Linked DNA regions of Homo sapiens: region 2 is linked to region 1. The links are chromatin loops, found by intact Hi-C in ENCODE. Cell type or tissue: endothelial cell of umbilical vein. All regions are shown on one strand. Links, peaks and the distances in the headings refer to the core of each region. The heading gives the core; the rest is flanking DNA. Region 1 overlaps ZNF664-RFLNA (ZNF664-RFLNA readthrough). Region 2 overlaps ZNF664-RFLNA (ZNF664-RFLNA readthrough).

The links. A loop is a pair of places that touch in the nucleus more often than their neighbours do. Peaks named below come from ENCODE experiments on the same cell type or tissue, not always from the same donor. Only the 100,000 strongest peaks of a DNase experiment are listed, where the experiment ranks them.
Region 2: a loop joins it to region 1, with 3 times the contacts of the local background. A loop is called at or near these places in 7 of 110 quality-filtered maps.

What each region holds. Positions count from the first base shown.
Region 1 is chr12:124,051,638-124,057,005 of GRCh38, reverse strand. All of the region lies in intron 2 of ZNF664-RFLNA (ZNF664-RFLNA readthrough), which reads right to left. Among named protein-coding and RNA genes, the nearest start is that of ZNF664-RFLNA, 81 kb to the right of the region's middle. In endothelial cell of umbilical vein, for the core only: a CTCF peak has its summit at 2,968; a DNase peak (open chromatin) is centred at 2,945; H3K27ac peaks cover 357 bases.
Region 2 is chr12:124,295,383-124,300,750 of GRCh38, reverse strand. The region is part of intron 3 of ZNF664-RFLNA (ZNF664-RFLNA readthrough); the gene reads right to left. RFLNA (refilin A) reads right to left here. Exons shown (of 3, transcript NM_001365156.1): 1 at 5,115-5,368. The coding sequence starts at 5,321. Among named protein-coding and RNA genes, the nearest start is that of RFLNA, 3.0 kb to the right of the region's middle. In endothelial cell of umbilical vein, for the core only: no CTCF peak of the experiment used is centred there; no DNase peak of the experiment used is centred there; H3K4me3 peaks cover 1,778 bases; H3K27ac peaks cover 1,614 bases.

The DNA.
Region 1 (5,368 bases), core at 161-5,160:
TATTTCTATGGCAAACACGATACTGAACTTTAGCATTACAAGTGCTTCTCTGTGACACGAATATATGGGGTTTAACAGTGTTTTAGTAAAGCCATTGTATCATCAGCTATTGCTGTGTAACCAAAGGCCATAAACATCTGAGTGACATTCAGCAATAAGCATGTATTTCTCACCATTCGGATTGGTTAAGTGTTGACCGATCTCGCTCAGCTCAGTGGTTCTACTTAGGGTGCCCAACTGTTCCAGTCTTCCCAGGACAGATGGGGTTTCTGGGATGTGGAACTCCCAGTTTTAAAACCAGGACAGTGCTGGGCAAACTGGGAAAGGTAGTCATAGTCATTCCATCTGCACTTGAAGCTATGGTTCCAGGCTGAGTTTGGCTATTTGCTGAGGTTGGGCTCCAGGTGCTCATACGGGGACTCAGACTGAACGGACAGTAGCCTGCCAGGCAAGCTCTTCTCATGGTGAGAGCACAGATGCATGAGGGCGAGTGGGAACACGCCATGCTTTTTAAAGCCTAAGCTTAGCCAAGAGTGGTGGCTCACGCCTGTAATCCCAGCACCTTGGGAGGCCAAAGCAGGTGGATCATCTGAGGTCAAGAGTTCGAGACCAGCCTGGCCAACATGGTGAAACCCCATCTCTACTAAAAATACAAAAAATTAACTGGGCGTGGTGGCAGGAGCCTGTAATCACAGCTACTTGGGAGGCTGAGGCAGGAGAATCGCTTGAACCTGGGAGGCAGAGATTGCAGTGAGCTGAGATCGTGCCATTGCACTCCAGCCTGGGCATCTCAAAAATAAAAATAAAAATATAAAATATAAATAAAGCCTAAACTTAGAACTGGCATGCCGTCACTTCCAATAAGCAGAAAAATCAGAAATTCTTGACAACACTGTTTGAGAGCCCTGATCTGTCCATGCTTGAAGCAGTTATAACTATCCTGGACTTTTCAGTTATATGAGCCAGTGGTTTTTAACCTAAAGTCAGTTGAGTTAGGTTTTCTAACATCTTTAAACAAGCAGGTTCATATTACAGGGATCACAGGTCTCTCTCTCTCTCTCTCTCTCTATTGTTCTTTTAGGATAAGTAAGGCTGAAAGTTGGACTAGAGATACAGGCAACTAGTAATAAGTTATTGAAGTTTACAAAAGAAAACGCCCATGAAGTATTGCAGCGGATAGGAAAGGAGGGAAGGCTTCAGGATACAGCCCCGCAAAATAAGCGCCAACTCCTGACACCCTGTTAAGGGTCCCCACAGAGGCCCACCTAAATGCCCATCTCCTTTAGATAGAAATATCCTATGCTTTCCTGAAACTAGACTATTGGATGTTCCCCAAACAAAGCCCCCTCTTACCCATTTTGTTTAACAAACCATTTATTAAACACCGACTGTATGTGATGCACTGTGCTAGGTTCTAGGGATGGGAGGGAGGGCAAGATAGATGAGGTCCTTTTCATGGTACAAATAGTGAAGCTTGGATGGCTGGCCTCAAACAAGCGATATCCGTAAATGTGGTGCGTGTCCTAATAACAGCACATTCGGCAGAATGAGACTCAGGGAAGAGGTCCCACATTTTCACTGGTCAAAACCTATTCATCTGTCCTAAGAGACACCACTTGCTATAACAAACCACCCCAGCAGCTCAGTGGCTGAATTCTATCTTCTCTTACATCATAGTGTGATGTGGGTTGGGTAGCTCTCCTGGACAGCTCTTTTCAACAAGCACTCAAGGATACTGGCTTCTACCACTTATCTTAAACATGTGGGCTCTGTGTGGAAGAGAAAGGGAAAGCTTGGATGGCCACACAAGGGGTGTTACAGTCAGACATGGAAGTGGCATATTTCTTTTTTTCTTTTTTCTTTTTTTTTTTGAGACAGAGTTTCACTCTTATTGCCCAGGCTGGAGTGCAATGGCGCAATCTCAGCTCACTGCAACCTCCGCCTCCCAGGTTCAAGCAATTCTCCTGCCTCAGCCTCCCGAGTAGCTGGGATTACAGGCATGTGCCACCACGGCCGGCTAATTTCGTATTTTTAGTAGAGATGCGGTTTCTCCATGTTGATCAGGCTGTTTCGAACTCCCGACATCAGGTGATCCACCTGCCTCAGCCTCCCAAAGTGCTGGGATTACAGGTGTGAGCCACCGCGCCTGGCCGGAAGTGGCATATTTCACTTCCACCACTTCTGACTGGCTCTATCGCATGGCCCAGCCACGTGACTCTAACCTCATTGCAACACAGGCCCGGGAAGAGAAAATGGGATGGGTGGGCATCCGGCCCGTCCCTGCAGTGTCATCTTTCAAGGTCTGCCTCCAGTGCCACCAGCTCCACGGAATGGGAGATATCCCGTCCCCTGAAGGAAGGTCCCTCCCTCTTCTCACTTGCTCTGCACTTTACTGGTGACTGTGATGGGCTTCACTTTCTGTTTTGGCCATTTGTGAGTCTGTCTGTCCCCTCCTAATTAGATGGAACCCTCTTGAGGGCAGAGATCCTGTCTAAGTCGCCTTAGCGTCTCCCATAGTATCTGCCACGCTCACGGATGGTGGGCAGCCCACATGTTTATGTGCTGAATTGAGGATGGCAAACCGCCATCACTGGTTTGAACCGTAGAGTAAAAGTTGAAATGTTCTTTTCCCATTTCTTCTCTCAGGCCACCCTGAGACCAATTCTCATTCTAAAAATAATTGCAGTGTCTTTTAAAGGGGAGATTTCTATGTGCCTATAAAATCCCACCATTGACATTTATACCTATGTTCCGTTTCTTTCTACAATTCATTATATTTTTCCACTCTTTACTTCTAGCGAATGGAAAGTGGGTTTAAAAATAGACCAGTGTATTACAGGAAAATTCTCGATCCTAGAAAAAACAGAGAGGGCCACTTCAAAGGAAGTGAGTGGAGCTGCTCTCCTGCGGGCTTGGAGGTTGAAGGACCTTTGTTTCTCATGCGTTGTGCTTGACTGCCCCCTTGCTGGTACGCAGCAATCACGGCCTGTTCTAGCAGAGAGAGGGGGGTTTTGAAGAAATAAGCTTCCCCGGAACTGCGTCCTGAAGCTGTCTGCACGGAAATATGTACAAAGGGAAAAGGAGGAGAAAGAAATGTGGAACAGATCTAGTTGATTCTCAGTTGGCATATCACAGGGAACGTTTTCTATCCCATTTCCCTGTTCAGCGCGAGAGGTGGGGGTTTTTCCTCTCTCCTTGCTGTCGCCTGCCTTTATTTTTCTGAGAGGCTTTTTCTGTTCACTTTACTCTCGTCCTGTTAAGCTGCCTCCCTCCACTCTCTCCTTGAAGCCAAAGACTCAATTCCACTCTGCCTCCTAGAGTTATGAAGACCTTGATTTTTTTTTTTTTTTTTTTAGACAGGGTCTCACTGTGTTGCCCAGGCTGGAGTGCAGTGGTGCAATCTTGGCTCACTGCAGCCTCAACCTCCCAAGTCCAAGCCAACCTCCCACCTCAACCTCCTGAGTATCTGGGACCACAGGCACGCACCACCACGCCTGGCTAATTTTTGTATTTTTTGTAGAGATGGGCTTTGCCATGTTGCCAGTTCAAGTTCAGGCTGGTGTTGAACTCCTGAGCTCAAGCCTGCCTCAGCCTCTCCCAAAGTGCTGGGATTATAGGAATGAGCTCCCCGCCCGGCCGAGACCTTCCTTGACTTTTAGAGCTGAAAAAAGACTAATCAGCAGCTTGTAGGGCTTTTTCATTTTATGGAGGGGGCATCCTGGTAATTCGTCTCTTCTTTTGTAGTTCAGAGAGCTTCCATTGGGGATTTTCAACTAAAATGCAGGACTGCAGAATCCAATTTGTGAAAAGGCTCTTAACCAGGACCTGGGAGGAGATTTTGGAGCTTGAAGGTTCCTTTCTAAGCTCAGGTTAATATATATAGGACTGAAAGCACCTCCGGAGCAGTGAGGTGTCTGGGGTCCAGACACAGGGAGATGGCGCAGGGGCACCCAGCACACGTTTCCACGTGCCCTTTCCCTTTCATCTTCTCCTCCACTAAAGACAAGGTAGGGCTGATATTTTCTTTCACTTAAAAGAAAACAGAATCCCGGGCGCGGTGGCTCAAGCCTGTAATCCCAGCACTTTGGGAGGCCGAGGCGGGTGGATCACGAGGTCAGGAGATCGAGACCATCCTAGCTAACACGGTGAAACCCCGTCTCTACTAAAAATACAAAAAATTAGCCGGGTGCGGTGGCGGGCGCCTATAGTCCCAGCTACTCAGGAGGCTGAGGCAGGAGAATGGCGTGAACCCGGGAGGCGGAGCTTGCAGTGAGCCGAGATTGCGCCACTGCACTCCAGCCTGGGCGACAGAACGAGACTCCGTCTCAAAAAAAAAAAAAAAAAAAAAGAAAAAGAAAACAGAATCTGTGGCCCTCAATCCATCATGGTAGCGCCGGGCTGGGAGCCGTCCTTTGACACGTTCATCTGGGGTGTTGGGGACTCAGGAGACAAAACGACTTCCCCCGCCTGTTATGGAAATCCCAACAACCCCTGGAGATATGAATGCCTCTTGGGAGGGGAAAATCATACCGAAGGATCAATTTGATTTCTTCATCACCAGAAAATTAGATCCCTGATGACTTGGTGTGAGTGTCCTGGAGACTCTTCGTCTGCACCTCTCCCACAGCCCAAGCTAAAGCCACCTCCCCATCCCTCAAAACCTGTCGTTTCATGGAAGCAAACAGATTTAGCAAGAGTTTTTTCAGTCCTCACTAAATGTTTTTTTCTAAACAGTCACTTTACTAGGAAGTGAAATACTAATGTCTTCACCTAACTCAACCACCTGGACCAAAGAGTAACTGAGTGAAGCCATTTCCCGAGAGATGGGAGGCAGCCTTCCTTCCATCTGCAGCATGTATTCAGACACAGACTTACAGGTCACATTTCCACAACGTCTACAAAAGCCCCAGAGGAAAGAATTAACGGGGAAAACAAGTGTTTAATTCTTCAAGTTAAGAACAACCACACACACACACATACACACACAGGCCTACGGGAAAAAACACGCATTATGCCTAAACCATTAGATAAACACCACTTCCTCTTCCAGTTATTTGAAATCCAAAAGATCTAATTATTGGATTTTCTTGCATTAGCCTGACTCCTTAAAGGAAGGAGCCAAATAAATAAAACTGAATTCACAGACCCCAAATCATTTGCGCTGTATTAAAATCTTCAGAAGTTGAAGGTGAAGGCCAAGTTTATGAATACAAATTGCTCCTATAACGTGAGGAATAAAATAACGTGTTTTAACTGTGGAAACTGAGGCATAAAGCGTAGTACAGACCTAAGAATAAACACAGGGTTGGGCGCGGTGGCTCACACCTGTAATCCCAGCACTTTGGGAGGCCGAGGTAGGTGGATCACT
Region 2 (5,368 bases), core at 178-5,177, 240 kb before region 1:
CATCCATCCATCCATCCATGCATCCATCCACCCTTCTGCCCATCCATCCATCCTTCTATCTATTTGCCCATCGATCCATCCTTCTATCTATTTGCCCATCGATCCATCCATCCATCCATCCATCCACCCATTCTTCTGTCCATCCATCCATCCATCCATCTATCTATCCATCCATCCATCCATCCATCCTTCCCAACCCCAGCACTACCTCCCTAGCTCCCTTCCCTCTCCTCTCTCATACTCAGTTTCACCATCACAGACAAGAAGCAGAAATGAGAAAATCCAAGAGTCCCAAGGGTCCCAGCCAAGGTCCAAAGGGATGGCTGAGACCTCAGGCGGCCTCCAAGAGCTGGGCCCCCAGGGGAGTTCTTAGGGATGGCTTCTCTTGCAATGTGGGTCCAGGGATCCAGCACGTCTTCCTTAGGGAAGCTCTCACGTACACTCTTCAGAAATCCACCCACTGCATAAACAAGACTGAGGGAGGCTGGATGGAGGGAAGGAGCCCTGAAGGTGACAGAGCCCAGGCCACCAGCTGTGGGTGCAGTCCAGGGCCAGAGGCCCCGTCTCTGCATCTGGGAGGCAGCAACAGCTCAGATCTGTCACCACCTGCCATTGCCCCATAACAGGCTGAGTCCTTTGCTTGCCACAGGGGGGCTGTTCATTTGAACATGAACCCCAGAGAACACAATGTAAGATCCCAAATGCCACTTTCAGCCTCCCTGAGTGCAGTAAGATGGCACAGGGCTACTTCTCCGAACTGCCCATATTCACTTAGGGAGATAGATCTGCCTCAAAGCCATCCTCATTCCTCCACGATGCCAACCCCTAAATGCCCACAGCTCTGCCGGGCAGGGCGGGGAGGAGGAGAAGAGCAATGGGTGTTTGCTCAATCTGCAGTGACAGTCCAGGCCCTGGGAGCTCAAAGGCAGCAGAGGCAGCAGCTGTGTTACTCACCCACCCCGCTTTAAATATCTGTGAGCTGACAAATGCCCATCAATCAGAGTGGATAAAGAAACTGTGGTATATATATACGCCATGGAATGCTACTCAGCCATAAAAAGGAATGAAATCATGGCATTTGAAGCAACCTGGATGGAATTGGAGACCATTATTCTAAGTGAAGTAACTCAGGAATGGAAAACCAAACACTGTATTTCTCATTTATAAGTGGGAGCTCAGCTATGAGGATGCAAAGGCATAAGAATGACACAATGGACTTTGGGGACTCAGGGGAAAGGGTGGGAAGAGGGTGAGGGATAAGAGATGACAAATTGGGTTCAGTGTGTACTGCTTGGGTGGTGGGTGCACCAAAATCCCACAAATCGCCACTAAAGAATTGACTCATGTCACCAAATACCACCTGTTCCCCCAAAACCTATGGAAAGAAAACATTAAAAAATAAATTTAAAAAAACTGTGGGCTGAATGCAGCTGACAGACAATCTCCTCTGCCACCAGGCCCAGTGGGCAGGCTCTGCTGTCCTGGGCCATGCAGGAGACAGGTCCCTGCCCGCATGGAGACACGCCCTACACTGATGCAAAATGGCCACATTCTGCGTCCCGCACGGGCACCCTCCTCACTCAAGTCTCTCATTTGAGTTTCTAATTTGGGGAGTGTGGAATGGAAGCTCATGATGGCTTTTTAAAAATAAAAATAGAACAGTCACAAGTAGTTTTTAAAAGACCAAATGGAATTTTAACTTTTGGCCTCAGCTTCACCTAGAAGTCACTGACCTGGCCTCTCCCGGCCCTCCGGTGGTCCCTGCCTCTTTGTGGCTCCTCAAGGCATTTGGTTACATGCATAAGTTCTTTAGTGGTGATTTCTGAGATTTTTGTGCACCCATCACCCGAACAGGCCATGCCTAGCTTGCTTGTGCCTCAGGACCTTTGCACATGCCATTGTCTCGGACTGAGCACATCTCAGCCCTAGAACTGTAAAGTTCGTACCCTGAGTGTGTGTGGGTTTCTATTAACCACCACCTCCCTGTCTACCTGCCTAAAGCTCACCTCTCACCCAGCTTCTGGCCTTAAGGACACTTCTCCATCCACCTGCTGCTGCCACACATAGTTCAGCTGGTGGCTGTGTCTCTTCCGCTAGGATGCCAGTTCATGAGGGCAGGGACCGTCAGCATCTTGTTCACTGCTGTGTCCTCCATGGCCCCAAACAGAGCGTGACACACAGTAGGTGCTCAGTAAGTACTGGGGGGACCAATGCCTGATTCCCAGCTCTTCGTCTGGCCTGGGAGTGATCGGGAATGTTCCCACCTTTGCTCCAAGAGTGAGCACAAAAAGCCCATGGTGAGTGGGGAGGGGGTTCATTCATATCCAGCCTGGCCCCCAGGGCCTTTGATGTCTTGGGGAGTGATCTTACAGCCAGCCGCTTCCCAGATACCCTGCCTTAGTGGGTGGGGGGCGTCCAGGAGGCAAGTCCAGCTTATTCAAACAAAGTGGGGGGGCCTCTTTAATGAAGTGAAGCGTAGGCAGGTTTAACATGCACGTCCGTCCAGCCTCCTAAAGTAGGTGACAAGGTGGTGAGGACCTCAGTGGCTTAGATTTGAGGGCGGGACTGCAGTCCATCCCAGCAGCTGAGGCATATGCCACCAACTTTTATCAGAAAGGTGGTGTCGTTCACTGGATAGTGGAACAAAGACACCCACCCTGCCAAACGCGGTCTGAACCTGAGGCCCACATGGAAACCCGGCACCGCTCACCCCATCCTCTTCCTCGGGTGTTGGAAACCCTCAGCCGCGAGGCGCAGCACAGGTTTCCGCCTCTTTGTCCTGAGACAGTATGGGGTGCCGATATTTGCACCTAAAAAGCACTCTCCCTGAGTCGTCAGTGAGCAGGGTGCGGTTAAACACCGCTCAGCAAAGTTTAGCGGGAGTTAACGGGGAGGTGGGGCGCCCTGTGGGGTGGGCGATGGGTGGGTGGGCATGGCCACAGCGGCAAGCCCCAAAGCTGAGAAGAGTGGGCGCCAGGCAATCCTTTCTCCCTTTTATTGAAAGCAGCCCTTCAAACCTGGTAGGTACACAGGCATTTTGTTTTCCAATAAAAAAAAAATCACAGGTAGTTAATTAGCTGCACAGTGAAAAGGGGGATAATATGAGGTTGAAGGGCAGACTCTGCAGTCAGACTCTCTGGGTCTAGCCCAGCACAGCCGCTTCCTGGCTGGGCAACTTTGGGCAGGTTGCTAACCTCCTCTGTGCCTTGGCTTCCGCCTCTGGAAAATGGGGCTAATTGGAGTGTAGGCTTCATGGGAATATAGTGAAAATTAAATGAATTGGTGTAAATAAAGAGCTTAGGACAGTTATCCTGGCACACGGTATGAGCTATCTAAATGCCAAGTATCATAACCCATGAGGAAACAGCCCCGGGCTTTGCTTTTAAGCCAAATTAGAAGATCAGGGCAACACAGTTTCATACCTGGCATCTAGTGAGCAGGAAGGGGAAAAAATAAAGTCAAGTAGAAGAGCCAAGACAAGTAAGCCAGCCATGCTATTCTTGCGGCAGCCACGGGCTGGCCCGGATGGCAGAGAACGCTTCCAGAAAACCCTCTGTAAGGAGGCTTCTGGGTCATGGAAGGAACCAAGGAGAAGGCGGATTCCAGGTCGTTTTTCTCCAAGCCCCACTGTGCAAGGCACCACGGGGATTCAGTCCCAAAGTGTGCAGCTCAAATGGGCGACAGTGCCAAGTCCCAGAGGCTCTGGCAGGAAAGCTGGCCCCCTTTAGACAGCAAGATCAGGTTCACTTCAAACAGCCCTGGTCACCTCTATCAACTCCTGGAAGTCCTCACTGCCCCTTCCACCCGCCAGGCTCCCATAAAGAGACCAAAGTTCAAATTTGCTGCATGATTTGGTCTAAGATAGTGACTCCCAGACTTTGCTGAACAGTACAATCACCCAGGGAGACTGAAACCCTCCTGATGCCGAGCTGCACCCCCTATCAATTCAGTGAGACTATCTGGGCGGTGAGTGTGGGTGGGTTTTAAAGATTCTCCAAGTGATTCCAATGGGCGACCAAGTTTGGGACCCACCAGGCTAAGAAACAAGCAAGGCACGAATGAAGGTCATATCCTGAGGCTTGAGGCCGGGGAGCCGCTCCTTTCCGCTGTGGGGAGGAGGATTTTCAGCGGCGGGGAGGCCTTTTTTGCCCTGTGAGTGCCAGGCAAGAATCCCCGGGGCCCCAGGAAAGGGGAGTGGAGCCAGCACACACGCCCCAGCAGTAAAGCTGTTAAGGTGGGCAGGGCGCAGCCAGAGAGCGGGCAGGGATGGGCAATCACTCATTTCAACTTGTCATTTCCTCAGGCTGCAAAGGCGCCCGCTCGGCCCATATGCTTCCCCGCCTGCCGGGGGGTGCCCAGTCTCAGGCAAGGCGCCAAGCTGGGTCCCCACCGGAGTCCACCCCCAGGCTGGACTTAGTCTGGCAGGAGACAAACTCCTGAGTTTCCTGACCCGAGGTTCCAGCCTCCCCCTCCCGCCTAAGCTCCACGTCAACATGCCTTAACATCCCGGGAAGGAAGGAATCCTGTCTGGGTTTGGTTATTTAAAAAAAAGAAAAGAAAAGAAAAGAAGAGAAGAGAAGAGAAGAGAAGAGAAGAGAAGAGAAGAGAAGAAGAGAGAGAGAGAGAGAAAGAAAGAAAGAAAGAAAGAAAGAAAGAAAGAAAGAAAGAAAGAAAGAAAAGGCTTTCACATTGGCAGCGCCCGGACAGTAAACAGGGCACCCGGAGCAGCAGAGGGGCCGGGTCCAGATGTCTGCAACATGCTGGGCCTCTGGGCGCAAGCCCACCTAGCCAACAGCCAACTTCTTTGGGAATTTCGGACCGTCCTTTACCCCGCCCCATGAGCCCCCCATTATTACTGACAATAGGAAGAATCACTCTGGAGGGAGGCCCACCGCCAGGGAGCCGTCTCCAGGTCCGGGGTCAGCCTGGATCACCTCCCCCTACACACCCTGGTCCCCACCTGAGAAGCGTGGCTGTCACTGGCCACCTTCGTGGTTGCGGGGCAGGTAGAGGAGGAGGCACGTCCTGCTGCTGCAGTGGCGCGCGTCTCTGGGGGCAGCCCTCACCCACCCGCCCACGCGGTCCCCCGTTTGGGAGAGAGAGCGCCTCCTTACCGCTCTGGCCTCGCTGGGTCCCGGGGGCTCCGAGGAGGCGCCGGCGCCCCCCGCGCGCGCGTCGAGGATGCCGGGCGCCAGGGAGTAGAAGGGCGGGCTGGGGCTGGGGCTGGGGGGCAGCCCGGAGTCGGGGCTGTCCAGCAAGCCCTCCCGGCCCTGCTCCTTCAGGCTGTCCTCCATGCCCTGCAGATGCAGGTGGCCCACCATGTCTGGGGGGCGCGGGGCGCGGGCCCCCCGCTCCTCCGGGGGCTTCT